Regions from separate parts of the Homo sapiens genome. Here region 2 is linked to region 1. A link is a loop called in an ENCODE intact Hi-C map of the cell type or tissue named here. Cell type or tissue: endothelial cell of umbilical vein. All regions are shown on one strand. Each heading gives the region's core, and the rest is flanking DNA. Links, peaks and the distances in the headings are about the cores only. Region 1 overlaps RPTOR (regulatory associated protein of MTOR complex 1). Region 2 overlaps RPTOR (regulatory associated protein of MTOR complex 1).

Region 1 (17,156 bases), core at 6,965-9,464:
GTGTGTGCAAGCAGGTGTGTGCACAAGATGGGCTGGCCTGCCCTGCTTTGGCACGGAAGCATCCTCCGCTGGGTGTTTGTTCTGAGGCTCATCTCACAAGGATCTGGGTCCTCAGGCTCCCACTGCTCTGCATCTTCCCCGTGACAGCCGCGTGGGCATTTGCTCTTGACCCTGTGGTGGCTGAGACAGAAACCTTGGAGGAGTCACTCACTTCTGTTGGAGCAAAATGCAGGCCTCCTCCAGGGCTGCGTCTGGGAGGGACTTGGGTGGTGGAGTGTTTATGACTTAGCGCAGAGGGCTCTTACGTGCAAACCATCTTGGCTGTGGAGCGCCCTGTTGCCTGGAAGGTCTGCCTTCTCATGGGGGCTGGGCTTCCAGACTCCTGAAATGTGCTGTGAGGCTTCCTATTCTTTCTTAATGATTAAAAATACGATTTCTTCTTTAATGCCCAGCACAAATGCATTTAGCTGTGTTTATTTTTTTCCCTAAGTAACAGAAGCAATCCTGAGAAAATAATTCTTACACTCAGTATTGATTCTCTGCTTCATGTGCTAGGGTGTTCCCCCTCCCACTGAAGTTGCTGCTGCTTCACCCTCTCCTCCTCGATGGCCTACCATCCTGCAGCCTCGCTCCCTGCGCCTGCCCCCTTCTCCTTCTCCTCCTTCCCCTTTCAGTGCTTGCTCTTCCCTCCTTTCCTTCTTCTCTTCCTCACCCCACTCTTCCCCCTTTTCTCCTCCTGCCTCTCTTTCCACCTCCTCCTCCGTCCCTGCTGGTCTCCTAAGAAGCACTTAGTAGCACTCAGAATCCTTGACCTTGGCAGGCTTGGGAAGTGTTGGTTAATGAAGGGATGTGAAGACGAAGGGAGTCTGAGTCTCCAAAGGAATCATGGCTGTTGGGAGTTTGCTTGATTAGGAGATGGGCCGTTTATTACAATGTGAGTTGTTAACTCTAAAGTGCCTGAGATAAATTTATAGTGTTTATTTGCTTCAGAAGGAGTTGGATTTTTTCTTACAAAGTGAAATATACTTTTCTAAATTTTATGTTTATATAAACATAATTTATGTTGTTATAGTTTTAATCTGCATTACTCCTCAAAAGGAACAAAAATGTTTTGGCTTTTTTCTCCCTGAGCTGCAGAGACCTTTTTCTCCTGCTTCTGTCCTCTGTATTCTCCCCACCCCTTTCTCCCTCCTTTCTTCCCTCTTTTTAATCTGTCAATTAAAATATTTGAAAGGATATCACTGAGATCTTTGGGCAAGGACTTTACCTGTTTTTGCTGTTGTCAACCGAGGGTGCGGTGGCTCCTCCCACCTGCTGTCTCTGGTTTTTACTGGGCTTCCTCTCCATTATCCTAATTAGGTGGTTTGCCGGTTGTTACACATCAAAGACCTGAGTTTCCTGGCGAGGAGGGAGGGAGGCATGGGAGCCCCTCATTACCGGCGTGCATCCTAACCACACTGCTTGTTTTCTTCTTGAGAAAATTTTTTTCTTTTCTTTTCCCTTTCCTTTCCTTTCCTTTCCTTTCCTTTCCTTTCCTTTCCTTTCCTTTCCTTTCCTTTCCTTTCCTTTCCTTTCCTTTCCTTTCCTTTCCTTTCCTTTCCTTTCCTTTCCTTTCCTTTCCTTTCCTTTCCTTTCCTTTCCTTTCCTTTCCTTTCCTTTCCTTTCCTTTCCATGTCCTTTCCTTTCCTTTCCATGTCCTTTCCTTTCCTTTTCCTTTCCCCTTTCCTTTCCTGACAGAGTCTCGTTCTGTCACCCAGGCTGGAGTGCAGTGGCGTGATCTCGGCTCACTGCAACCTCCGCCTCCCAGGTTCACGCCATTCTCCTACCTCAGCCTCCCGAGTAGCTGGGACTACAGGCGCCCGCCACCATGCCCGGCTAATTTTTTTGTATTTTTAGTAGAGATGGGGTTTCACCGTGTTAGCCAGGATGGTCTCGATCTCCTGACCTCGTGATCCGCCCACTTTGGCCTCCCACAGCTGGGATTACAGGCGTGAGCCACCGCGCCCGGCCCCCCAAAAATTTTTCTTTAGAAATGATATAAAGTATGAAGAACTCTTGGAAGATCTTCGTCGGAAAGATGAAGGAAGTCTTGTTTGTCTCGTAACCCTGGAGGCCACTGAGTATCTCTCCCTCCCATCTGCCTGTGCCCGTGTATCCTGCGTCTGTTGTGAAATGTTTACCATGCCTTGACTGGGACTTGTGGGCTGAGCAGGGAGGACAAACGTTTTATTTTTAGTGACTGTCCCTCAAAGAGCTATACTTTCGATGCCTTTCAATATGAAATAGTAAAAATCTTGCCATTTGATATTACCTAAAATATTACTCTTCTCCAAAGTTGGTTTGCCAAAATAAATTATGTTTATTATCTACTCTTTCTCCTTGATATTATCTAAAATATTATTCTTCTCCAAAGTTGGTTTGCCAAAATAAATTACGTTTATTATCTACTCTTTCTTCTTGCTATGAGTTTAAGAAGACTCTTGTTCCCTCTCCCTCGATCAAGCCTGCTGCAGACACAGAAGATGGAGACTAGAAGAAGTGCTAGGACAAGCTACCGCTGTCTTCAGGGTGACCCTGAAGAGTTAGGTCCTTGCCGTGAGTATAGGTGAGGCCGAAACAAGTGACCCGGAATCTAATCACAGCCTGGGCAGAGTGTAGGAAGGGCGCAAGGATGAAAATGACTGCTTGGTTGGACGCAGCAAAATGTTGATTATTGGCCATATATGCGTCACTTTGCTAGTTGCTGTGGATATAACAATAAGTGATACCTCCTACTGGCAAAGAATTCTAAGTCTGATAGGGAAAATAAACATCATTCATTCATTCATTCAGCAAATGTTTATTGGGATTCCACTGTGCTTCAGCCTCTGTGAGCAGCGCCCAACATTGCCCCTGCTGTAGTGGTGCAGAGCCTCGTGGGGAGATGGGTGGCCGAGCAGTCCGAGAACCCACCTAAGGAGTGGATGGTAAACTGAGGCAGCGCCTTGAAAGGAAGAATGCTGTCTGTGAAGGGTGATGGCGAGTTCTCTTGACCAGAAGCCATGCGAATTACTGCCCGTGTCCTCTGATCGAGCCTTCTAGGCCACTACCGTATCCTCAGAGAAGGCTTTATAGTCCAGCCAACAGCACTCCAGGAATTGTCTACTCAAGGAATGCAGTAGGTGGCACTTGTTGAGTGCATTCTGTGTGGTTAGGACACTGATTCATCAGGGCCTGGATTTTCCCAATAACCCCGGGAGGAAGGCGTTCCCGTCTCCACGTCCCTTTCCCAGCGTGCCAGTGCTGATGGTAGGTTCTGCTGGATCCCTGCCCCGGTGCATGTTGATCTTTCCAGTACAGCTTGTTGCCCCCCAGGGAGGCAGGGAAGTAAGTCCATACCACATTGGAAGAGTTAGACGGGTCTTGGAGAGGCTGGAGGGGGACAGCCGGGGGAAGCTCCATAGAGGTGGTGACGTCTGAGCTGGGAGCGAAGGGAGACCAGGGCTGGGCAAGGTGGGCAAAGTGTGAGCAGACATTCCAGTGGAAGCCAGAGGAGCAGGCTGGACTCTGCATTTGTTCCTACTGGAATAAGGAACAGGTGTTTGAGTGGATACAGAATAAGGACTTGATCGCCTTCCTTGCTGACAAGTGCATCGTGAGGTGCTCTTTTTTCTACTCATCCCACTTTCGAAGTTTCTTTTTCTTGACTATTTTGACTTAAGATGCCCAGAGTTAATAAAGTTGCATAATTTATCTTCCCATTTAAAAGATGTCAGTGGAAGTCATAGCAAATAGTAAGCCCTTCGCACCCATGACCTTTGTTTAGCTGAGTCTCTTGGGACAAAGATAACAAGTTGTTGACACACGGGAGAGAATGTTAGTATTCTTTGTGGTTTCATGGGACAAATATGGAGGCTCCTTCATTTGCTTGATACTAACTGCAGTTTGGACTTAAGCCTGCAGAGGTGATTGGAAAGATTTTCAGTGAAATGAGTGGTGTAATTGTGATTGTGATAATGCAGGTGACTGCTTTTCATTCATTCGGTTCCCACCGGCAGCCTGGCATTTAGAAAAAAGTTAACCTTTCTGTGAAATCATTTTAGTGGGAAAATCCACAAGGGTCTGCCATTCTGTCAGCAACAAAAATGCCGTGGGCAGAACGACCTTCAGATGGGATTCTGGAACCACAGGGGGTTTAATGCAAACAGATGACATGGAAGCTGCACAGAGGAAACGTCTGGTTTCAGGCGCGGGCATCTAACCTGCCCTGTTCTTCAGTGCAGGTTTCAGATACCACAGCAGTAAACAGTTACCACATTTCCCTTAGTGTAGCAGGCCTGAGGGGTAGCGGAGAGGCAGGTTGGGCCTCCACTAGACAAAGTTTATCCTAGTGAGTTCTTTTGGGTTCAACTTGTCAAGGAGGGTGGCTACTGAGAGGTTGCCTGATAATCTCCAAGTTTCTTCCATCTCCATCCATTTTTACTCATTACTAGCCTTTATAAAGTACAGAGTGAGATAATTTTCATCATGTTCCTAGGCTGGCAGGCCTGGGTTCTAAGTATTACTTGAGGTCATAGAGCAGGCTTGTGTTCTTTGTAGAAAGGCCTTTGATAGGTGGCCGCAGGAGGTCTTCGCGCCCTGTCCCCTCAGCATGCACTTGTTCTCCCAGAGTCGGCCATGGCCATTCTTCCAGGCTTCTGGAGAAAGGACCTCCTCACAAGCAGACAGCAAAATAAAACAATGACCAGTGTCAGAGAAGATGACACCCCCGTCTCCCATGTTTGCACGCCTCAGCAGTTCTCAGCCGTATGCCTATGCTTTTACAAGTGAAAACCAGCTCTTTAGGTCACTTGCGTCACAGGGATCTCCTCTTTTCTGTCCAGCTACCTGGCAGTCATTATTCCTCATTGTTTATTGTTAGAAACCTTTTGTTCAGCAGAGCGGCTGCCCCAGGGATCACAGGCAGAGCGGGTCCTGCTGGAGTTTAGTCTCAGGACAGCGGCTTGTCCGCATTCGGGTTTGAGCATGAGAATGTTGTTCCCATGATTTCAGAGAAGAACAACTGTTTTAAAGGTCAGATTTTATTCTGTCCAGTATTCTGTAAAGGACGAGTTGAATATCAATGAAAGAAAGAGCTTTAGTAGCTGTGGCAGTGCTGTGGGTCTGCTGCCTCCCGGGTGCTTCTCACACCACAGAGGCTGGAGAGCCAGGTGCCCCTGCAGCCAGGGCTTTGCTCGGGGACACGCTTGCCGGAGGCCAGGCTACCCTAAGTGTGCACCGAGGGAGGTGGTGGGACCTGCCCGTTCTGCTGGCTCAGCAGGAGCAGCCAGGGGCTGGGGGCTTCTGGGGCTTTCTAGGGCGTGGGAATGTGGGTAGGGGGCATTTCCCAGCTGCTGCACAGGCCACTGGTCCTGGCCTGCCTTCCCTGAAAGCTGAGTCCAAATTCTTCTTCTCTTGCCCTTGCACGGAATCTGTAAGTCACAGAACACCCGGAGTGCTGCCCTTGCTGCATTAATAGCACCAGTGGTTTCTGGGGAACTTCCCTGACCTCATCCCTGTTGCATACAGTAGTTCATTCTTTCTTTTTTTTGAGACGGAGTTTCACTCTTGTCGCCCAGGCTGGAGTGCAGTGGCGCGATCTCAGCTCACCGCAACCTCCGCCTCCCAGGTTCAAGCGATTCTCCTGCCTCAGCCTCCCGGGTAGCTGGGATTACAGGCGTGCGCCACCATGCCCGGCTAATTTTGTATTTTTAATAGAGATGGGGTTTTTCCATGTTGGTCAGGCTGTTCTTGAACTCCTGACCTCAGGTGATCCGCCCGCCTTGGCCTCCTGAAGTGCTGGATTACAGGCGTGCGCCACCGCGCCCGGCCCAGTAGTTCACTCTTAAAACGCCTTGTTATGTTTCTCCCCTGCGCTCTGGTGACCCCCAGACCTCTCCATGGAGGGACAATCTTCTGCACCAGGAGCTCTTCCCCTCTGTGGATCATCTCTCTTTCCTCTTCCCTTCCTTTTTTTCCTGATACTTCTGATACTTATTCAAATAATTCATTTTTTTTGTTCTTCAGTCGTCACTTTCATGTTTGATTTCTGAATGCCTCTTTAGGCCTGGCCTCTGTCTTTGCTCAAATTGTGTATTTGAGACAGTCTACAACATCACTCAGGTATCTTTAGATTTGTCTTGTCTGAGTGGAATTCATCCTAAAATTGGAAGCTTTAGATGTACAAGAGATCTGAATAATAGTTTAAAACCATTACCCTCATCTGAAAGATAAGGTGGTGGGGCTGGGACAGAGAAAGTGACTTGCTCAGTGAAATCGACTGCAGACCGGACTCCGGGTTTCTTGGTTTCTTGTTCACTGTAAGGTTTGACCTTAAGCCAGTTTCTTGTCACAACTGTCTCATTTCCGACCATAATACAGAGAACATCACCTTTAAATTGTCCCTCTTTTATCACCATCCACTTAGTCACCAGGTCCTACCCGTCCCTTGTCCGTGTCGGGAATTTGCGCCTTCCCTCTCCTTTCCCACTCCTTGTTCTAATTCTCAGTCTTTATACTTAAGCCTCACTGTCATGCCACTGTTGCCATTAGATTTTCTGCTTCTGACCTTTTTAAGCCTTTTAACCATCCGGAGCGTTGCTGTCAGCACTCGATTTTGACATGACGCCTGCCCGCTGCTTCGTCTTTTTCTATTTGTACCCTATTTTTTTGATGGCACTCGCTACCTCTCACACACTGTGCAGTTTTCGTATTTATTGTGTTTAGGGTCTCTTCCCCACTTGACTGTGAGCTGTAGGAGGCCAGAAATTGTAATCCATTTGGTAACAGATGTACCTACAGCTCCCGGCCAGGTGGTCATCCGCAGTCCACACACGCATTCAGCTCTGGTATACGATAGATGTGTAGTGTAGCAGCACCTGGCGTTTGCCTGTAGACGACACACAGTAGTTGTTGAATTTGTGGGACCCTTGATAATCAGCCCCCCAACTCCCCCCCACATTCATTTCTGATTACTCTGAAGCATAAACCCTCCCCGGTAGCCACAAGGGTCTCCTCGGTCAGGGGAATGGATTCTCCCTGGTCCTAGGGGAGCACACGCTCGTCCTTGTTACCCTCTCTGTGGTGGAGCTGGGTTGCACACTGGAACTTATCCTCGCCGGGGTCAGTGATCCTGGAGGTCGGTTGCCTCCATATTGAGCCCCTAAAGCACCTGGCCCTGGGAAGAGCGTGGGCCCTGGAGCGTGGCCCAGTATTTCCTCTTCTGTTTTGCTGTATCCTGAATTTCTCTTCTTTTTCTTTCATTTCTCAGAGTCCAAGTCACATCCTGCTTCCTCTGGGCTCACCATCTCTGCCGTGTTGCTCCACGGGCCCCTCCTGGCCTTTAGTGCCCTCTGCAGCCTGTGCTCTTCGTCCTTGTGCTGCCCGGCAGCCGATGGCCTTTCCTCCAGGCTCGGCACAGTAGGAAGCGCCAATGTTCCTGATAATCAAATTTATGGGCGTGCGTGTGAGAGAGAGAGAGTGTGTTCCTGCTGAAGCATCTCGGTTAAATCAAAACACTCTGTAATTATTGGGTTCTTCTTTCCTCTTGCCAGAACACTCTCTAATTATTGGTTTCTTTCCTCCTGCTCTTGACATTTGATGTGTCTATTTGCCCTCTCTGTCAATAGTGCTGAGTAGAATACTGCAGGCACAAGTCATGTTTTTGTAACGATTTTCGACAGATTAGCATTCCTTTAAAAAAGAACTTAAGTCGGTTGGGGAAGGGGGTCCACTCATATTACAAGGGGGATACTTTCAAAAATCCTTCAAATAATGGTAAGAGAAGCAGCTTTGCATAGTTGTGAGGGAACCTGGGGCTTACTGGAGAAGTGAGCACACTTCTCCAGGCATGCCATCTGCAGCCTTCCTTTTCTTTCTAGGCTGACCTATGGTCTTCTGGTCACTAGTCATTCCATTTGGCAGTAGAATCACCTTCTCAGTTTTGAAATAGGTGTAACCAGTAGGGGAAAAGGATTGTGGTGTGCGTGGTGTTCTTTGCGCACAAAGATGACCGTGGAATTTTTGAAGGAGGCAATTATTGTCATTGTTTAATATATAACTGGAGGCTTAATTTCCAAGTAGCTGTTGTAGCATTAAATGTCCCTGGCTAGGTGCCAGTAGCTATTTCCATTGTACATTGAATCTATTGCTTCTTTTTAAAATACAATGGTTCGTAGGTTGATTTATCTTTATTTTAAAGAAAGGGCTAATATCACAAGGTAAGTTTTTGAGCAGATACTATATTACGAAGTGTTCTGACTCGGATACTGGAGAGGAACAGTGGCCCTGGATACCTCCTCTGTGAAGGTCAGGTTAAGATCTCTTTATGCTCACAGTATAAAGATTAGGTTTGGCTGAGAGTTACAGGGGAGAGGAAATAACAATTGTGTAACTCAAATTAAAGTTTGTTCACTCACATTAAGATTCCCTAGAAGTAGTCATTCCAAGGCTGTTTAGTGCTCCAGCATAGCAAGGCCTCGGGCTCCTCCTATGTTTACTTTGCTGTGCAAAGGTTCTTTTTTTTTTTTTTTTTTTAAATGGTTACCTCATTGTCCAAGATGGCTGCTCAAGCTCCAGCCATTGCATATATGAGGGGACTTCAAAAAGTTCATGCAAAAAAAGAATTAAAAGATAAAAATAAAAAACAAACTTCTCAGCCAGGCGCGGTGGCTCACGCCTGTAGTAATGCCAGCACTTTGGGAGGCCGAGGCGGGCAGATCACGAAGTCAGGAGATCGAGACCATCCTGGCTAACACAGTGAAACCCTGTCTCTACTAAAAACAGAAAAAATTAGCCGGGTGTGGTGACAGGCACCTGTAGTCCCAGCTACTTTGGAGGCTGAGGCAGGAGAATGGCGTGAACTTGGGAGGTGAAGCTTTCAGTGAGCCGAGATCGCGTCACTGCACTCCAGCCTGGGCGACAGAGCGAGACTCTGTCTCAAAAAACAAACAAACAGACTTCTCAACATAAGGTCTAACAAGATCAAGACACTTTTGTAAATGACGATACCACCCATTTAATCTGTCCCTAAAGAACGGAGGGTTCTAGGAGTTTAACTGTGTCTATACAGTCTTTTTACATTATTTTATTTTTTGAGACAGAATCTCATTCTGTCACCCAGGCTGGAGTGCAGTGGTGCAATCTTGGCTCACTGCAACCTCCACCTCCCGGGTTCAAGCGAGTCTCATGCCTCAGCCTCCCACGTAGCTGGGATTATAGGCGTGTGCCACCACGCTTGGCCAATTTTTATATTTTTAGTAGAGATGCGGTTTCACCATGTTGGCCAGATTGGTGTCAAATTCCTGACCTCAGGTGATTGGCCTCCCCAAAGTGCTGGGATTATAGGTGTGAGCCGCCACGCCCAGCCCTCTTTTTACATTATTAACAGAAGGAAAAATACGTTTCCTGTAAAGATTTTTTAAAGATTAGGAAACAAACAAGTCAGAAGGAGCCAAATCAGGACTGTAAGGCAGATTTTTAATGATTGTTTCCCATGAAAACTGTCACAAAGTTCCCCTTGTTGGATGCTTGTTTTGGATGCGAGCAATGAGCAGGAGCACTGTTATCACTGTGGAGGTGGAGGGGGCTCCCTGGTGACACTTTCCTGGGCATTTTTCTGCTCAAGCTTAGGCTTTCTCAAACACTCGTAACAAGCAGCTGTCATCGTTGTTTGGCCTCCAGAAAGCCAACAAGCAAAATGCCTTGAGCATCTCAAAGAGCGGTTGCCGTGACCTTCGCTGTCATCCAGATTGCTCTTGCTTTGATGGAGCCACTTCTTGGTAGCCGGCGCTTTGATTGTGGTTTGTCTTCAGGATCTGCTGGGAAAGTCGTGTTTCATTTCCTGTTTCAATTCTTCAAAGAAATCCTTCAGGGTCTTGACCCCATTTGTTTGAGATTTCTGTCTAAAGCTCTGCTCTGGTCTGCAGCTCATCTGAGTGCAGCATTGGCAGCCATCAAATGGAAAGTTTGCTCAACTGTAATTATTCAGTCAGAATTGTGTAAGCGCGATGGAGAGGTCTGTGATACTGGCTGTTGTTTGTGTTGTTAATTGTCAGTCCTCTTCACTTAGGGCATGAACTAGATGAAGTCTTGCCTTGCAAATTGGTGTGGTTGGTCTGCCACTGAGAGTGTCATCATCTTGGCCCTCCTTAAAATTAATTGTCCACTTGAAAACTACTGATTTCTTTGGTGCATTGCCCCCATCAACTTTTTGTAAAGCACCAATGATTTCACCATTCTCCCACCCAAGGTTCATTATAAACTTGATGTTTGTTCTTGCTTCAATTTTAGCGGAATTTGTGTTGCTCTGATAAGGGCTCCTTTCAAACTAATATCTTATCCTTCTTACTGTCTCAAACTAGATCCTGTTTACACATGTTATGGAACAAGTTAGTATAAGTTTATTTTGGGGCAAAATGTTTTTTGAAGTACGTGCATAGTTTTTTTTCTTGAACATGAAAACCCTTTGTACATTTCACCTTTCCGGAAAGAAGAAGTAGGGAAGAAGACCCCACTGTTTTCCTTTAAGGATGTTTCTTAAAAGTTACACTCAGCACTTTCACAGGGAGGCTGGAAAATATCTAGGTGACCCTGTGTGCAAATGAAGAACTGGGGATTCTAGTTATGGAAGGGTGGGGTGGATACTGGGGAAAACGAACAGCCTCTGGCATAGGCGCCATCCTGGCTGATGCTGAGTTTCTTCTTTTCTACCTGAGCTTAGCTAAAATCTCGCCACCACGCCCAGAAGAGAATGCATTTGCTTTGGAGTTTTCTGTAATCCTTCTGAATTGGTTCTAAATTGGTGGCCGGCGCCTGTAGTCCCAGCTACCTGGGAGGCTGAGGCAGGAGAATGGCATGAACCTGGGAGGCGAAGCTTTCAGTGAGCCGAGATAGCGCCACTGCACTCCAGCCTGGGCAACAGAGCAAGACTCTGTCTCAAAAAAAAAAAAAAAAAAAAAAAAAAAAAAAAAAAAAACAACTTCTCAACATAAGGTCTAACAAGATCAAGACACTTTTGTAAATGACAATACCACCCATCTTGGGATATGATCAAATATACACTAAGAATATGGAAATGAATCGTCCTGACGTGGAGGTAGAATACTCAGGTGACCAGTTGCTTCCAACTAGGACTCAGTCACCCCTGGCTTCAGAAGGGCAGGAGACACGCTGTGAGAAGCTGTGAGAGTGTTGGAGATTTAGGATGATTCTCAGTTCGCAGATTCTTTGTTCAGCTATGTCCAGTCTGTTTTGAAGCCTTTCCATTTTCATTTTAAGTTGTTTTTTTTCTTACAAATTCTGTATAGTTATTTATTTCTGATTTGGATGTCTGAAGTCTTTTTGTATCTGATTCAGCTACAGTTTTTGTTGGCTGTTCGTCATGGTGCCTGTTTCCTAATGTCCTTTTAAATTTTGACAGTTATTTTCCTTTGAAATTGAAGTATGTGAAATCTTTGAAGCTTGGGATGAAGTTGGCTTCTTTTAGGACTATGAAGTTTGCTTCTATCAAGTGCTTACAGGTCCTGACAGTCTGAGGTTTTCTATCACACCCGGGTCAAGGCCAGCCATCCCTCCTCTCTGTTTATTACTAGGCTGAGGGGCAGAAACTTTTCCTTGCAGTGCCCCGGTGGGGTGGGTTTACTTTCGGGTAAACCTTGCTCTGCGTCTGCAGCCCTCTGCACACCCACTCTTCTGGAGGGATGCCCTCCCTCAGACACCATGCCAGCACGGGCCTTGGGCGTTGCCTCCTGCCCCTCAGGCCGCCCATGACTGCAACGCCCCACTCCAGTTCATGGGCTCAGGCCCGCGGAACCCGGCTGCTCTGCTCACCGGGCTCGGGCCCGCAGAACCCGGCTGCTCTGCTCACCGGGCTGGCCCCAGCTTCACTGCTCTCACACCAGCACATCCGTGAATTTCAGAACGTGCCCCTGCCTGCTTGTCTGCCCCCCACCTCCAAGCATTTTCACTTGTTAGTGAGAGGAACCTGGAGCCTGAATCCACCACATTGCTGGACATTTTGTGCTTGTGGTCTTTTTATTACCGCAGATGTGATTTCCTTGCTTGTTTCTTCAAGAGCCTACTCTTAAGAGGTATGATGAAATACTTTTGAGAGTGTGAATTTCACTAAATCACAAAATCTGAAAGGTGTACAAGCAGACAATTCTGAAAGAAATAGAAAATGTAGCTGAGTGTCTAGTATCAAGTGTAGCCATTTCTGGTGATAAATTATTATACGCATTAGGTGGATAGTTTTGTTTACTAAGAATTGAAGGTAATTCTGGAAATTGATAGGTCAGCAAGCCTTTGCTTAGTGTGAGGCTAAGGAGTTTGTCGTGTTTATGCAAAATGGTAATGTCCTACTGCTGCTTTATCGATATGGAAAGTTCCAGTAGGTTAGAAGTGGTTAAGTAAAGATGAATGGCGAATGGGATTTGATTAAATGTAAAAGTTTCTGAGGGAAGTGAATCACTGTGTAGATGGAGTCACCCCCGGCTATTGATTTAAATGACAGTTCAGAAATAGTATCAAAAGAAACAAAATGGCCAGCGTGTCAAGAAACCAGCAGCTCTTCTGTTCCGGGGTAGCCAGCACCAGGCATCAGGGCCCCCGGGACCTCTGGACATCAGCGCTGTGGGTCGTCTTGGAATTGACACTTGAGGGCAGATGAGGCAGCACCAGCTCCTGGGTGCCTCTGCACCCAGTGCCCTGTCTCCGCAGTGAGTGAGGCTGGACCGGGTGTGCCAGCATCTGGAGGGGTCTGCAGGGTCGGAATACTGCATACAGTTGGATTTTGAGGTGGAGCATTAGCTAATTAACTGCAACCAAAAGTAAAGTAGCAGGGTGGCTGCTTCTCCAGGCCTGGAAGCCTGCGTGGTGGCTGAACTGCGGTCCCCACTGCAGCAGAACCGGGCAGGCCTCAGTGGCCTCAGGCTCTGTCCCTGTGTATTTCATGGAGAACAGAGTCAGGGAGGTGCAGGGCTCATCGCTAGCCAGGGCACAGCGGGACCAGGCATCCTGATTTGCAGCCTGGTGGCCTTTACCTAGTGCCGCCTCATCTGACATAAAGTCACCCGTGTGGGGGAGAGCTGTATTTTAATAATCAGTTTCAGGTAGATCCCGGAAACCCAAACATATAGAAAGGTGAGGGACTTCGGTTCCCACCTCCTGAGCAGGTACTGCCTCGTGCCAGTGGACCTGGGAGGGCGGGAAGGCTGCTCTCAGGGGCACGCTGTTGCATTATGCCATGTTGTTCTTTTGGTTGTTTATTGTGATGAGCTCTTATTGTGATAAGAAAAATAATCATTTTCTCATCTTTAGCAGTGAATATACCTCTTTTTTAACTGCCATGTTAACGTTTGCCTTTGACAGTGTGCTCTGAGAGACACAATCTATGCTTCAATTCTATGCTCTTCAGCTGTCATAACTCTTCTCCATGTCTTTGAAGTGCAGTAAAGAAAGTGTAACCCAAAAACTGAACAGTAATTCCTAAACTTGGCACTTGCTCTCCACTCTGGAGACATTCTAGGTTTCATTTGAGAGGGATTTTGGCCTGCTTAAAGCATTTTAACAGCTTTTCGTTGGCCCCAGTACAAAGTCTAAACTCTTTACCTGGGAGGAAAAATTGCTTTTGATCTGGTCCCTGCTCTCTACCACAGCCTCACCTCCCACCTTCCCTCCCACCAGACTCCAGCCTCACCTCCCACCAGACTCCAGCCTCACCTCCCACCTTCCCTCTCACCAGACTGCAGCCTGACTGCTGACATTTCAGTGTGTTCCACCTTTTCAGGCGTTTGCTGGGCAGTTTTCTCTTCCTCAACTTGTTAAATTCTATTCATGCATCGAGTCTTGCTGTTGATGTCATTTTCTTTGGAAACTGTTCCTAAATCCTTAATCCTTTCTACCTTACAAAAGAATAACAAAATAAACCCCAAGAAAGATCTACTCCTTTATTCTTTCACAGGATATGATTCCTACTCCATCATTGTCTTCAACTGTATGGTGTGTTGTTGCGATGATCGTGGTAGCAGGATTGATATCAGTATTGCTCACTGGTCTCTAGTCTTCTAGAAAATAAGGGATGGGGACTTCCAGGTAGCTGATGAAATGGTTGTGTCTTAGGTTCCTGTCTCCAAAGTATTTCCTCCAGAATAATGTAGAAGAACAAGAAGGAGAAAAGTAAACTTTGTAAAAGCCATGTCCTCAGTGTGAAAGACACAATATACTCCAACTTGAAAATCGTAAAAAGAGGTAACACCCAATCCAACATGGAATTCCTGATGTTCTCCATCTCCCCACTACCACAAGGCTCTGTCCACCTTGGGTTGTAGGTAGTTGACAGAAAATTATAGGTACAAGTTTGCAGCAGAAAAAGACAAAAAGGAAGGAGAAGGACCTTTTGACATATGGGTGGATGGCGAAAGGAAGAAGAATCAGCAGGGGAAATTTAGTGTCCTGTAGACAGGGACAACCACAGGTTGGGTGTGGTGGCTCATGCCTATAATCCCAGCAGTTTGGGAGGCTGAGGCAGGCAGATGGCTTGAGCCCAGGAGTTCGAGACCAGCCTGGGCAACATGGCAAAACCCTTTCTCTACAAAAAACAAACAAATAGTATTGTACAAATGAGTTTCTGGTCTCGTTAATTATACTATTGTTATGTAAGACCTAATGGTCGGGCATGTTGGGTTAAGGCCATGTGTACTAGCTTTGCAACATTGCTGAATATCTAAAATTATTTCAAGATAAAAATTAAGAAAGGAAAGCAGTGGTTATGCCTGTTTATACTTGAGCCAGAGCAACGCCTGACTCAGAATAGACAGTCACCCATTCACGTTTTCTAACTTCAGATTGTGCAGTTGTTTGTTGGTTCTTGGGTTTTTAAATAATGCATGAAGAAGGTGGAAGGAGCGGCGCCCTGGGATTGCAGTATCGTGGTGTTGAGTCACTTGCGATCTTTCCGGTTCAGTGACTCCTCAGTGTGCGTGGATTGGGGCCCTCCAGAGATGCTCTCTGTCTGTGTGTGTCATCGCAGCCCTCTGCTGTCCATGCCCGACAAGCCAGTGGCTTTCACTGCTGTGTGGGGTGGGGGCGATGTTTGTGTTTGTTTTATTCCAACAGTGGCTTCGTTTCTCTTCCAGGGCATTTCTCTCGCTCTTCACAAGAAGTGGCCTCTGCTTCTTCTGATTATTCACACTGTCCATTATTGATTACTCCTTATCCCCTTTCTTTCCTCTGCATGAAAGGCAGGTCTCTGCCGGGCGCAGCGGCTACCTGTAATCCCAGCTACTCGGGAGGCTGAGGCAGGAGAATTGCCTGAACTCGGGAGGCGGAAGTTGCAGAGAATGGCCTGAACCCCAGAGGTGGAGGTTGCAGTGAGCCGAGATTGTGCCACTGCACTCCAGCCTGGGTGACAGAGTGAGACTCCCATCTCCAAAAACAAAAAAAGAAAGGCAGGTCTTTTGTGAATTGACGGCTAGGCTCACTTCCTGGAGGGCAGTCGGCTGGCTCAGGCACAGGGCGGGAGGAAAGAGGCTTCCGCACAGCCACGTTCTCCTCATTCCTCACCTCGTAGAAAAGATTTTTGGGGGGTGGTGGTTAATCATGTTACTCTAAGTTTTCGTTTCCTTTTTACTCGGCTCAGGAATAGTAAGATGCCTTTACAGGCCCGTTTGAATGCATTTAAACTTAAGAATTTCTGTCATTTTTCCCTCCCTTTTTGTTTCTCTTAGCTTATTTTTTGAGCCTGCAAACTTTAAATTTTTATTATTCTGAGAATAGCTTATTTACTAACTTAAATCCTGTTTTGAAAAAGGCAGGTTGTGAAAAAGTAAACCATAAATAGTTTATAGCTGTAAGGAGTTGAAGTGTCTTCAGAATTAATATTTATGTATTTATTTGAAGCTCAGTTTAGCTGTTGTCATTCAAAGTTCTGCCTCAAGTATGCCCAGATCTTGTCAGTTACACAGCCTTCCTTTCTCTGCTTTCTCTTCTTCCCAATTCTTCCAGCATCTCAAGAGGCAGGGTTAACAATTCCACTCCCAGGCTGGGTGAGGTGTCCTCTCCACGGTTCCCCAGAGCCCAGAGAGGCGGAGGGAGCCCCATGGTCCCTGTCCTGGAGAGGAAGACCTCCCCCAGAGTCCAGAGAGAGGGATGGAGCCCCCATGGTCCCTGTCCTGGAGAGGAACCTCCAGTTCTCGGTCAGGGCCAAGACCCCCAAGTGGGTCACAGTTACTTGTTTTTCCTCTTGCCCTCCTCAGCCTGCTGGCTCTTCTGTGCAGGACCTCAGACTGCCAGGCTCCTGCTCTCTTCCTCCAGGCACATCTTCTCACCAGAACTCCAGCCCTGCACCTCAGACTCCCTGTTCATTGTCTCACCTCAGCCCCATCTCAAGTCTAGAACCCCCTTTCTTTCTTGTTGACTTATTCCGTTCTAACTGGAATCCTAGAAGAGAATGACAGGATGATGGTGCTGTGCCTCTGAAGGGGGTTTGTTAAAATACTCAGAATCAGCAGGGCACGGTGGCTCAAGCCTGTAATCCCAGCACTTTGGGAGGCCCAGGTAGGTGGATCATGAGGCCAGGAGTTCAAGACCAGCCTGGCCAAGATGGTGAAATCCCATCTTTACTAAAAATACAAAATTAGCTGGGCGCAGTGGCAGGTGCCTGTAATTCCAGCTACTCAGGAGAGGCAGGAGAATCGCTTGAACCCAGGTGGCAGAGGTTGCAGTGAGCCAAGATTGAGCCACTGCACTTCAGCCTGGGCAACAGAGTGAGACTCTGTCTCAAAAAACAAACAAACAGACAAAAACTCAGAACCATGCCTAGAAAATACTCAGGGCTCCCTGTTTGTTAGATAAATTGTTAGATCAGCCAATGAGTGACATATTGCATCTTGTATGCTGCATCCCAGGGGATTTAGTTAGTGACAGAGGAGAAATACAGCTCCTTTGCAAGTGGTCCTGCGTGCCGAGGCAAAGATCCGCGTATAAAATCCCACGTCGCACGTATGTGCTGGGCTCGTCTGTGAACAGGTTACATGGACCCTCTCTAGACCCAGCAGATGGGCTTTGAAATGTGGCCTTCGTGTTCAGCTGGCATTTGGTTTTCACCAGGAGACAACAGCAAACACACAGGCGGAAGAGGA
Region 2 (12,566 bases), core at 7,363-9,862, 190 kb after region 1:
GTTTTAGTCCCTTTTCCTAGATGTCACAGATCAGTGTGAGCATTTCATTAGGAGGTCTATTTGCTCTCTCTCCGTGCATCATTTTTTTTACAAATAGAATGTGGGGTCTGAAAGTACAGGATTGTTATCAGGTGACAGCAGAATGACAAACTAGAGTGATGTTATACATACCATGTACATCGGGGACTCCAAAACCGCCCTGCTCATCAGGTGCCCGAGGCACCCTGGCCTGCAGCACCTGGCACTCCAGGGCTGGAACTGGAGAATCTTTTCTTATGAAGCAGCTCTTCCAGTATGCCTGTCTGAGCACTCTCTTCATATACAAGGCAAATGAAATTTGATAACCTTAGCAATTCTGTTTTAATTTGGTCGCCTCAGCTGGAGTGCAGTAGTATGATCATAGCTCGCTGCAACTTCCAACTCCTGGGGTCAGGCCACCCTCCTGACTCAGCCTCCTGAGTAGCTGGAACTGCATGCATGTGCCATCATGCCCGGCTCATTTTTGTATTTTTTGTAGAGACGGGGTTTCACCATGTTGGGCAGGCTGGTCTCGACCTCCTGGCCTCAAGCGATCCTCCAGCTTCAGCCTTCCAAAGTGTTTGCATTACAGTATTGAGCCTCTATGCCGGCCACCATGATTAATCTTTAGTTTGGGCTACCACAGGTGGAAAATAAATCTCAGTAACTCATTCAGCTCACCATCATTTACTTCTATAATTTCCATAGATCGTGGGATGGTCCGGAACAGGAGGTTTTTGTTTTGTTGTTTTTAAGTACAGAAACAACATTGGCTTTTTTTCTAAAAGCCAATCCCATTTTAAAAATAACTTTGCTTTATGTTGGCTTCAGTTTTTAAAAATCGTAAATCAACAAAAGGTGGCAGGAAGATGATGTAATGTTTGAGAAAAAAAAAACAGTACTTAACCTTTCCGCCAATACTCTTTATTGACGATGTTTCTTTGCAAATGAAATAATTGTAGCACCAAATCCCATGCTGCCCAAGGACCTCCGACGCCGACTCCCAGGCAGGTGGGCCCCCGAGGCCCCCGCGTGTGTTTCATCAGCACCTGCAGCTCCTACAGTGGGACACTCGGGACCACATCACGGTGGTGATTGTGAACCAGCGTCCCGCTTGCTTTTGTTGTTTGTAAGGAGCACATTCTAAGGAGACCTTTATTGCTGGGCTAGTGTCCTGGTAAAACAGTAACAGGAACTGGCCTTGATTAGACCTCTTCGCCCCGTCCTGCCACTTTTTCCATTTGTTCTGCAACTATTTACCTTAGAAACAGCCTTGTCCTTATTTACAGTGTTGGAAAAAAACAAAAAGAATCAGAAAACAATCTTTGTAAGCTTTAGATCTGATGATGTCTTTGATTTCTGACGATTGCAGCCATGGCGAGACCTGCCTCCTCTCCTCTCCCTGGGTCATCTAGAAACTTGAGCCTCAGGCAGCCTAGTGTTCCCTACACACAGAGAGTCAGTCCTTAAAACCTTGGGTGGTGGAGACATCTGGTAGCCGAACACTATGATGCTGACTTTACATCCGCTGGACACCTTGGTGCACACAGCTTTGTGCTAGACGCTTTACGGACTCTGCCTCATTGAACTTTGAGAATAAGCCCAAGTCAAGTACTGTTGTCTCCGTTTTTCTTGATAATGATATTGAAGTTTCCAGAAGTTAGGAATCTAAGCCAATTATTGGGCAGAGATGGAGGCAGGGTTAACATCAGGTTAGCCGGCCCCAGAGCCAGTGCTTTTCCTCCGACTGGCCCCTCAAACCTGAGTTCCAGGCAGCAGTGGCATGCGACAGCCCCCGAGTTAAGCATAGGAGAGGGATCCGGTTCCAGTTCACATATCCTGCGAGCAGTCCCACGTTCCTTTCCCAGCCTCTTAATCAGAGACTCTCAGCATCACCAGCACGGGGAACCTGCCACTCCTGGGTCCATGGTGAACCCAGCGTGGGAGCTGGCTCCGGGCACATAGAAGGGAAGTGAGGCCACATTCCCACTGCTCTTTCTCTGCCCCCAAGGCTGGACATGCTGGGATCCCCTCCATACCCCATCTGCCCCTCCAGCCTGGCTAGCCACCTCCTCTTGCTGCCACCTGTGACCTTCCCTGTCCCCCTCATCCTCCTGCCAGTGCTCTTCTCCCACCACAGGGAAGCTCCTCCCTCTCCACGGCTCCCCAGGGCCCATGCTCCTGACTCGGTGGCTCCTCCGTGGAAGTCGTGCTGGCCGACCCCCAGGAGCTTGACCCAGGTGGCCGCCATCTCCTCTCCCCTCCCCCGATCCTCCACCCTCACTGGCCTCCTCGTCCCTTTCCCCTGCCTCTCTTGAGGGTTTTCAAACTCATCCCAAACCTTCTTTTCTAGAGTTTGCTTTCCTTCACCCCTTCTTCTCTCAGCCTCTGGCCAGTGCTGCAGTCTCCTCCTCCCCATCTCCGTATTGGCACCCTGGTCAAACCCACCCCCTTCCACTCGCCTCCCCGACTTCCAGCCTCTTGCCAGGCCTGTCCCCAAAGCGAGCACACTGGACCAGTCACTGCTGCTTAACGTCGGCTGGTGGCTTCTGGATCTCAAAACAAACTGACCTCTCTGCATGCCGTCGGCGGGGCCTTTCCCTATCCGGCCCCTCCCCCATCACTGACCTCAGTCATACTGGTAGCCCGTGCATCCTCAGACACCCGGGCTTTTCCAGCCTCTCCACCTGCAACGCGGTAACCCCCTCATGTCACCTCCAGGACCCGCTGCCCAGCTGTGTCCTGTGCATCTTCTCCTGGGGGGAGGGAAAACCTCCGAGGCCTGCAGCGAGGCCAGGTCAGGGGCTCCCAGGGTCTGTGTGTTTAGGCATGGTGATGGGGCGGTCATTTGTTTAATGTCTGTCTCCCAGGCCACATGAAGGATGGGTGAGGTGGTCCCTACTGTCTGTGGTCACTCTCCTAGCACCCAGCGCAGCACCTGCCCCATAAACACCCCTTGGATGACTGGGGCATCGTGGATAGAAATGCTGTAGGTTGGAGGGAGTCGATGCACATGCCTTCCAGCATAGCCACCATTAAGGAAAAAATCAAAAGAAGTAATGCCATTAAAAGTGTAAAGCTTGGCCGGGCACGGTGGCTCACGCCTGTAATCCCAGCACTTTGGGAGGCCAAGGCGGGTGGATCACAAGGTCAGGAGATCAAGACCATCCTGCCTAATGCAGTGAAACCCCGTCTCTACTAAAAATACAAAAATAAATTAGCCGGTCATGGTGGCAGGCGCTTGTAGTCTTAACTACTCAGGAGGCTGAGGCAGGAGAATGGCATGAACCCGGGAGGTGGAGCTTGCAGTGAGCCGAGATTGCGCCACTGCACTCCAGCCTGGGCGACCGAGTGAGACTCTGTCTCAAAAAAAAAAAAAAGTGTAGAACTTTAATATAACAGAAAAAGTATGTGCAAAACCTCTGGCAGAGCCCACTCTAACTTATAAAGAACTCTGACATGTCAATAAGAAAAAGCCACATTTTGAAGTAGAAAACTAAACGCATGCAGGGCAAGTTTACTGGGGAAATGGCCCATCAACCTGCAAAATGTACTCCCCTTGAAATCCAAGAAATCCAGATGAAAAGGATGTATTTTCACCTGTCCTTTTGGCTAATAATAGTGTAATATGGGCTAGTATTGTCCCACAAGCTTTAAATTTATTATTTAATTTAATGAAACCCTTGTGGGCAGGTGTTGTGTTATATGTGTTTTATGAATTAATAAATCAAGGCTCAGCGACGTTAACTTGCCCAGAGTCACACCGCAGTGAGCGCTGCTGGGTGACCAGCTCAGGCAGCAGGAAGCTGGTGCCCACGTGCGTGCCGTCGAGAGTGTGAGTGGGTTCAGCCTCAGGGTCATTTGGTAACTTAAGTATATATGCTCCGACCTTACCTTTTTAATACTCACATTTATCTTAGTGGAAAAGAATCATGTACATGTGCCGATGTACCCATTAGGATATTGATCACAATCTTCTTTATCAGAGCAGCATTTTGGCCAGGCATGATGGCCCACGCCTGTAATCCCTACACTTCGGGAGGCTGAAGCGGGAGGGTTGCTTGAGCCAGAAGTTCAAGACCTGCATGGGCAATGTAGTGAGACCCCCATCTCTATAAAAAATACAAAAATTAACCAGGCATGGTGGTACATACCTGCGGTCCTAGCTACTCAGGGTTTGAGGTGGGAGGATCACTTGAGTCCAGGAGGTTGAGGCTGCAGTGAGCCATGATCTGGCATCTATACTCTAGCTTGGGCAACAGAGCAAGACCCTATCTCAAAAATAAATAAATAAAAATGGTAAAAGTAGGAACATTTTGATGATAATTTAAATATCTATCACTGGGGAAGTTGTTTAAAAGAATTGTGTACATTTGCATAACGGAAGTACTGTGCCGCCTTTGGGAATAATATGGTCAGTACATACCTACTGATATGAACAATGTTCACAGTGCATTGTTTAGTTTAAAAAGGAGCTGAGAAATAGAATCACATATTATCTAGTTCAAGATCAGTAAGAGAAGTGTGGACATAAAGAACAATGTCTGAGTTCATATACCTAAATGTCACCAGTGGGTTAGCTTTTTAAATGCAATTAAAGCATGTTTGTTCTAGTATTTTCTACATTGAGCATCTTTTATCTGTGTAATAAAGGCATAAAGCGTGTTTTCTTCACCTGTCTAAAAGCATGAACTTGTAAGGAAAGGAGCACCAGCTCTAGGTAACTGAAGCAGCAGACAGATCTGAACTGTGGTCAGACCGCTCCAAAGCTGGCAGCTCATGCAGCAGCGTTTCGGGGTTGCACACCAGTATGGTTTGCAGTGATACCATTTTCTTCTTGTTCTTCCAGGTGCTGTTAAGCCAAGTGCACCGGCTGAGAGCATTGGACTTGCTTGGAAGATTTTTGGACCTGGGTCCCTGGGCAGTGAGCCTGGTGCGTGCCTTCCGCATTAACCTGGGGGCTGAGGGAGGTGGGACAGAGATTAGGCTCCGTGTTTCAGTCTGTGCACGTATTTCATGATCCAGAGCCACCCCCAGCCGTGAGACCCAGGGCGAGTGTGTCCACCGTGTTGGTGTCCTGTCACTCCTGAGGCCCTCAAGGAGCCCACTCTGTACCCGTGCAGCCTGCAGTGCTGCCTGGCGTTTGGGGGTCTGGGGTTGTCGCCCCTCTTTATGTCTGATGTTAGACATAGGAGTGAGTGTGTTGTCGGCCGGTCACCTTTTCCTGAGCCGCCCCCAGCGCTGCGGAGGAGCAGGGCGCCCCTGAGCCTGACGCAGCACCCACCTCGTGGTGCTGCTTCCCCCAGGAGGAGTCTGGATCCTCAGCACTGTCTGCTCACCATCATGGCAGGCACAATTCGGAAACGCTCTTCTGGTTCCTCATTCTATAGCAGAGTAGTAATGGCCACTAAAAACACCCTGGCAGAGGCAGGATCAAGAAGCGACGTGCGTTTAACAAATAACTCACAGGGAAAGTAAAAGGAGGCTGAGAGGGAACCACAGAGTCAAGGAAACTCGAGAGACCTATGGCCAGCTGCCATGTACAGTAAACCTTACTTGGTTCTGTTGAAGTTCCAAAAATGAATACTCATAAAACAATTAGAAATTTTACAGGTGCTGGATTTATGTTATTCAAGAATCATTGTTCGTTTTTCTTGGGTGTGGTAACTGGATCATGTTTTTATAAAAGAGACCTAATTTTTTAGAGATAGACACTGAATATTCACCAATGAAATCACATGACATATGAGCCTTAATTTACTGTGCTTGGGAGCGGTGCGGTGGGGCGGTGGGTGCGGAACCGCTGTCACTAGCTGGGTGGTGAGTACCTGGGTTTGGTGTATTTAAGTATTTTCATCAGATAATGTTGACAAAGAGTGGTAATTGATAGTCCAGCACTGAAGGACGAGAGAAAACATCCAAAACTTGGAAGAATCATTCAGCACTCACCACTGGGCCATTTTCACTCCAGGTGCCTGAGGCCACAAATAGCTTGTAACAGAGTCAGGGCCTGAGTCATCGGAGGAAGGCTGGCGTGACTCGGTCACTTGGTGTGTGCGTGGTGGTGTCGCTTAGTCATCCTGGAAAGGCCTGCGTGGTATTGCGTGCACTCTAAGAAGACAGGAAGCATGTATTCATAACAGTTTAGAAAGAGTTTCATTTTTAAGGTTAATTTTTTAAAACCAGTTTCTTCCCTTTAAAGAATTAAGCTTCTGCTCATTGGAAATTTGCCTAATACATGAATCGAGGCTGGATAAACGAGGTATTTTTACAGGTACAGATTTTGCCTCTCAGGTGAGGGCCCAGCCACCCGAACCAGAGAAACTGCTCATACCTTGTTAAATGTGGCCTTTCACAGGGAAGGGACCCAGGCCTAGGTCCCACCACCACCTCCTGTCTTGGTTACAGGGGACCTCACTTATTGGAAGGTGATACCTTTAGGATATCTTTGAAATTCCAGCAGCTTTGAGATAAGGACACAGCAGAAACCCCTGGCTGTGGAGTGCAGCAGTACTTTGCCAGGCATCCTCCACACTGCAGTGCCCTCCACGCCCTCCCTCCCCTGCCTCTGAGGGCAGAGAGTCCCCTGAGAATGACATGGCCAGAACTGGGCGCCAGTGAGCCCCTGGGCAACCCCCGCTCCTCCCTGCCTTTCCCAGGGCAGGCATCTTTCTCCCAAGGTGTATCTGAAGTGCAAACATGAGTGTTGAGCAAGCTGGCCGTGCCGTCACGGAGAGGTGGCCGTGGTGTCACGGAGAGGTGGCCATGCCGTCACGGAGAGGTGGCCGTGCCGTCACAGGTGGCCGTGGCTCGTACGTGAGCAACACAGTGAAGGTGCCTGATGCTCTGCTGCCAAGAGCAGACGAGGCCACTGAGGGCAGGCAAGGGCCCCAGGCGCAAGCAGCCTGCGCCTCCACAAGGAAAAGCTGCCACCCGATTCATTCCAGTCTCTTGACACCAGTCAAGGCTGGCAGTATGTGGCAGCTTCTAGGAATAAATCAGAGATGAATAAATCTGGAGGAAGCCCCTCTTTACTTTAAGTGAGGCCCATTCATTCCTGTTGCGTTTCCCATATGTGCTGAAGATAGCACCGCAGCTGGTCCCGCGTGGCACCCCTGCTGCTGCCCGTTCCCTTGCTGCGGCACAGGTGCGCTGACGCCCTCCCTCGCCCCCAGGCCTTGTCTGTCGGCATCTTCCCCTACGTGCTGAAGCTGCTCCAGAGCTCGGCCCGAGAGCTGCGGCCACTTCTCGTTTTCATCTGGGCCAAGATCCTCGCAGTGGACAGCGTGAGTATCCCCGCCCTCCTCCCCAGAGTGATGTGAACCTGCCGGCCCTTCTGGGGATGCCGAGCCCTGCGTTTCCAGCCTGCCCTTTCTCCAGCCTCGCTCCCTCTCCAGGCACCGCCGTTCCCTTCCTCTCTTCTGGGGTAAAGTGGGACGCGCCCGCCTCGGCAGCCACCTCTGGGTCGTGGGGGCTGTCACCTACCTGTCCTGTCCCTGGCCTTCCCCTGGTACCCTGCGCTCAGTCCCCCCACACCGTCCTGTCCCTGGCCTTCCCCTGGTGCCCTGCACTCAGTCCCCCTGCCTGTGTCTGACCCCCGTAAGGCTGTCCCCGTGCTCCTGACCCTGACTGGAAGCAACCCCGCCATGGCATAAACTTGGCCTCTGCCTCGCCCAGACCCCGCATTGGCTCTCCTGTGCCCACCATTGCATTTCTCCCCCTCCTCAACCCTGCACAGGTGGTCTGGGCCAGGCCCCGAGGTGTTAGGGGCCACCCCCTTACACGGGGCTGTCCAGCTCTGTCCTCTCTGACGGGCATCAGCCCTGGCCCTGCAGCCATGTGTTCGCCCCTCAATCATCTAGGCCAGGGACCCATATTTAGCTATGTTAAGAGAGACACAAGGTCAGCTGTCCCTGTCCCCAGCGGCTTATGCTTGGGTGCTGGCAGGGGTTGCAGGTGACACCAGCCCTGTTGTGAGGCAGGGTCACCTCCTGCAGGAGCTACCAGCGAGATGGGTCAGAGGAGTGGGGCTGAGAAGTCGTGTGGGCGAGACCCGGCCTATGCTGAACTGGAAACGCCAGGAAGGGCCTTGAGGGGGTGGATGTCGGGCGGGGGTCCAAACATGGAGGTGGCAGGGAGGGCTGGGAAGACATTTAGAGGAGGGCAGGCCACTCCCTGTGGCTGTGTGCGGGGACACGCAGGGAGGCCCCATCCACGCAGACGGTGCACGGTTCCCGGTAGACACAGTTGAACTTCATTTAGCAGGCATGGGGATTATTACAGATTTTGGAACAAAGACATCAAAGAATGAAGCTGTGGTTTATAAACATTGCCTGGCCTCGGTGTCAAGTGGATTGTAGGGAAACACGGGGTGGAGAGCATTTTCCTCCAGGAGGGTGGGCAGAGGAGGTCGGGCTGCAGGGCTGGGAGGGCGGCACCAAGCCTGGGTTGGGAGAGGCGACTCGGGCTGAAGCCTGTGTGGCCGGCTGGGGCTCGGGGAGCCTTCCAGAGACAACTGGTCAGGAGCCCTGTGCGGCCTAGGAGCAGGGCTGGCCCGATGCCAAGACTGGGGACCTCGTCTACCCAGTGGTGATGGCAGGCGAGACCCTCGAAGGAAAATGTGGAAGGCTCAGCTGCGGGAGAACTCTCGAAAGCTCCTCGTGTGACACAGTGGAGAGGAGAGCTGTACAGAGTGGTGCAAAGGGTCTGGGAAGGGCTCATTTATAGAACGTGAAGATTCTAGAACAAAGGGTGTGTGCTGAGAATGGAGTTGGGGGATATGTTGCCCTCTGCAGGGTTGTTGGGGACAAAGATTTCCCAGAGATGCCTTTGCCTTTAGCTGTCCGTGTGCGGAGGGGCACACGTGTGTGATACAGAGCTGGGCTCGGAGCCAGGTTGGCAGGGAGCCCCGGGAAGAAGCCAAGTCAGTCTTGCTCTGGGGGTGCCGCCACGGGTGAGGAGAGCGGGACGGAGGAGCCGGCATCAGGGCAAGGCTGGCTTTGCTCCCTGCTTGGTTTTGAAGCAAACCAGCCCCAGCAACTCATTAGAAGGCCTGTAGGAGCAGGTCCACGTTCCCCCCGGACTTCGGCCAGCTGCTGTGTGCACGTGTGTGCGGGGGTGGTCATGTATGTGGGCGCTTGTGCGTGCATGTGTGTGTGGCGCCCTGTCAGGCGGCTTTCATATGCAAAGTCTCTTAATTCCTAAGTCCCCTGTGAAGTTAGCTTGAATTTGCAGCCTATTTACTGGTGAGGCGCCGCCCACAGGAGGGAGCAGGGGCCACATAGCTGCCATGCGAGGGGCCGGCACCCCACTGGGCCCCTGCGCCGGGTCTGGAGCTCCTTGCCCACACAGGGAAATGGAAGGTCTAGCAAAGTCACAGAGCAAGTACAGGAGAGTGCCAAGAACACCTTGGAGAGGCCATGGCTTGGAGCCGGGGAAGACCACCCTTTCCTTTTCTGTGTGGCAGGTGAGGGGAGAGTGGACGGAGCTTAAGCCCCCGGGGCTCCTGCCTGCTGCCCGGCGCTCCCCAGGCCACATTCTGTCAGCTCCTCCGTCCAGTCACTGGCACTGAGACCCAGCCTCATCCTTAGCCCTGTCAGCCATGTCGCACTGGCCACCAGGACCTGCTGTGCTCGCTGAAGCTGCCCTGTTGGGCTTTGTTCAGCCAAATTCACTGACCCTGTTGTCCAGGCACTGGCAGGCACCCCGAGCCACAGGCTCGTACCCCGCACTGTGCGCTCTCACCCGTCAGCCCTGCACACCCCACACAAAGCCACTGCTGTGTCTCCCACCCACAGCCGCTGCTGATTCAAGTCCAGCCCAGGCCATCAGGTCCCCAACTGTGCTGCCCACGGACCCCTGGGCCCCTGCTCAGCCCTTCTGCTCCCTGCACCCAGCCCTGACCATAGCCTCCCCACACCCCAAGTCCTCACGTACTACTTTGGTGTCACAGCTGAAGTCAGGGGGCAGTGGGGAGGCTGCTGCCGAAGCGGACGGTGAGGGCTTCCACCTTGGAGGCAGGCGTCAGTCGTACCCAGCACCAGTTGACCTCTCGCTGGTTCCGCTGATTCTTGTAGATTCCCTGGGATTTTCTGCTAGTTCACTGGTTCTTGTAGATTCCCTAGGATTTTATGTATATGCTCTCTCCAAGCAGAAGCAGCTTCCAGCCCCTCTTCCGGTTCTGGGATCTCTCACTCTTTTTCTGGGCCTGGGGCACTGACCATGGCTCTGCTGGCACGGGTCGGCTACCGTGCTTGCCATCTCTCCCAGCTGCTCCTGATTTCCTGAGCTGGATGCGGGGAGCTGCTGCTCTTCCTCTCAGCACAGCTGAGGTTGACCTTGACCTCAGTTCAACCTTGAACCCTCCTGGGCCCAGTGCTCTGCACCTGGCTGTGACCAGAGAACGCTCCATAATGGTGACCTGAATACCATATATTTCAGCAAAATATTTTCCCTGCTACCCATTAAACTACAGATAAAGAATGACTGCTTTGAAAGATTGGCTAAAGCACTGGATTTAAGGTTAAAACCCTGAGTTTGATCCCATCACCGCATTTGCTCTTACAAGTCATTTTCACTTCCCTTGGCCATGATTTGCCTCTGTAAAATCATGAGCCTTCGGCCGTCTGCCTTCAGCCACAGTTCCAGAGCTCAGAACCAGGACGTGGAAAACTGCTGTGTAAATTATAGAGGAACAGGAACAGGACCAGGAAGGGGCACCACGTAAATCTCACATCTCTCCTGCCTGTCCCTGTTACACTAAAACCTTTTCTTGCTAAACAGAAAGCTTGGCTTTGTGGATCAGGACGCGAGAGGTGTGGGTCATTTCTATTTTACTCTTCTTCAAATTCACTGAAGAGCCACATTATGTAAACAAAGGGTGTTTGGCAGGAAGTCATTTTGAAACGTGGTTTCTGTCCTACACCCATATCTTCGTCATCTACATGGACACACTTAGAAATATCTTGGCACCTGGCCACGGATGAAGGACCATGTGTAGGGGCTCTGGGATGCACAAAACGGTGACCCTCACATGACACAAAGCCCAGGGTGAAGGGAGGAAGAGATGCCATCTGCATGCAGAGGTCTGGGATTACGGCCGCCTGAGCCTGCTCCCCAGCACCGCCAGTGCTGCAGGAACGTGTCTAAGCCAACTTTGATTCTCAGACTTCGTGTTTTTAGTACCTTTTAGGACCTGGAAATTGATGATGTCTTTATTTTTAGTCTCAGGGGTGGCTCTTGGTGAAAGGGGACAGCCTTCCTCGTACCTTCCTCGTGACATTCTCACTGCATCCACAGCCCATCATGGTATTGCAGTGCAGGGCGTCTTGTTTAAAACTGGCTCTTGGTCCCGTGGATCTCCCAGGGCCTGTTGCTCTCGAGTGCCCCAAATGGCAGAACGTGGCCATGAGCACGGAGGCTGCAGCGTGCCTTCGTTTTACACCCTGCTCCAGGCAGATACCAGGGCCTCGGGTTTATTATTCATGCTGCTGAAGGGGTCATCTGCTCAGTACTGCTTGGGGAGCTGTTCCCACAGCCAGCTGGGCATGCCCTTGCCTGCAGTGTTCTTGTAACTGCCTGCAGGCATCACAGGCCTTCCTGTGAATTAATTTCTTAACCAGCTTGTTGCACCTGCATGTTTAAAAGCAATCATTCCACTGAGGGGCATTTTGAAGTGTTTCCGGTAGAAACTGAGCCTCGTCTACCTCACCTGCCTCGCCCTTCCTTCCATCGTTACCCTGGCGATAACTTCCCAGAGATGAAAGTTCCCTGTGTTTTTGAGGGGTCATTCCTCTACTCCCTTCCCCTCCCCACGTCTGGCCATGGATGTTGCTGGCGGTCCTCCGGATCTCCACCCCTACCCCCCCATGATGTGTGCACCCCCTACAATGTGTGCATGCCCCTCTGTGTTGGTGATGGTCCTCCGAAGCTCCGCCCACCATGATGTCTGCTCCGCCCCCTCGTGTTGCTGGTGGTCCTCTGGAGCTCCGCCCACCATGATGTCTGCTCCGCCCCCTCCTCGTGTTGCTGGTGGTCCTCCGGGGCTCCGCCCACCATGATGTCTGCTCCGCCCCCTCCTCGTGTTGCTGGTGGTCCTCCGGGGCTCCGCCCCCACATGATGAGTGCCTCCTGCAGCCCTCAGCCGTCCCTGTGACTCCTGGGGCTTGCCATTGTGCAGATCGGGGTGCACATGGTGTACAGACGGGTCCACCTGTGAAGATCGCAGAGCCTGCTCAGAGGTTCAGAGGTGCAGACAGAAGCCAGCCACTCCCCCAGTGTTCTCAGCATCCCCCTGCTGCCGCCAGCCGGCCCTCAGGACACACTTAAGAGTTTGAGAAGGATCGGAGCCCACTCAGGCTGGGCCCAGCGGAAGGGCGAGCCTGGGACCTCCCCTCATTTCCCAAGCACCTTTGGGGCACACCGTGTGTCCCATTGTGCCAGAAGCTCTGAGGGATTCATGGGGAGGCCTTAAAGAAGGTGGGCTCGGGCGGAAGAAAAGACGGAAGAACACCATGTGCCACCGGGGAGAAGTGTGTGCCGTTTACATG

The links. Hi-C counts contacts between places; a loop is a spot of excess contacts. Peaks named below come from ENCODE experiments on the same cell type or tissue, not always from the same donor. Only the 100,000 strongest peaks of a DNase experiment are listed, where the experiment ranks them.
Region 2: a loop joins it to region 1, with 2.3 times the contacts of the local background. A loop is called at or near these places in 2 of 110 quality-filtered maps.

Annotation. Positions count from the first base shown.
Region 1 is chr17:80,663,833-80,680,988 of GRCh38, forward strand. All of the region lies in intron 3 of RPTOR (regulatory associated protein of MTOR complex 1), which reads left to right. Among named protein-coding and RNA genes, the nearest start is that of RPTOR, 130 kb to the left of the region's middle. RefSeq lists enhancers at 12,380-12,906, 12,907-13,431. In endothelial cell of umbilical vein, for the core only: no CTCF peak of the experiment used is centred there; DNase peaks (open chromatin) are centred at 7,369 and 8,039.
Region 2 is chr17:80,850,597-80,863,162 of GRCh38, forward strand. RPTOR (regulatory associated protein of MTOR complex 1) reads left to right here. Exons shown (of 34, transcript NM_020761.3): 12 at 4,868-4,951; 13 at 7,194-7,304. Among named protein-coding and RNA genes, the nearest start is that of CHMP6, 130 kb to the right of the region's middle. RefSeq lists enhancers at 4,649-5,180, 5,181-5,711, 5,374-6,573, 5,893-6,187, 6,941-7,870 and 3 more. In endothelial cell of umbilical vein, for the core only: a CTCF peak has its summit at 8,813 (motif pointing left); a DNase peak (open chromatin) is centred at 8,865.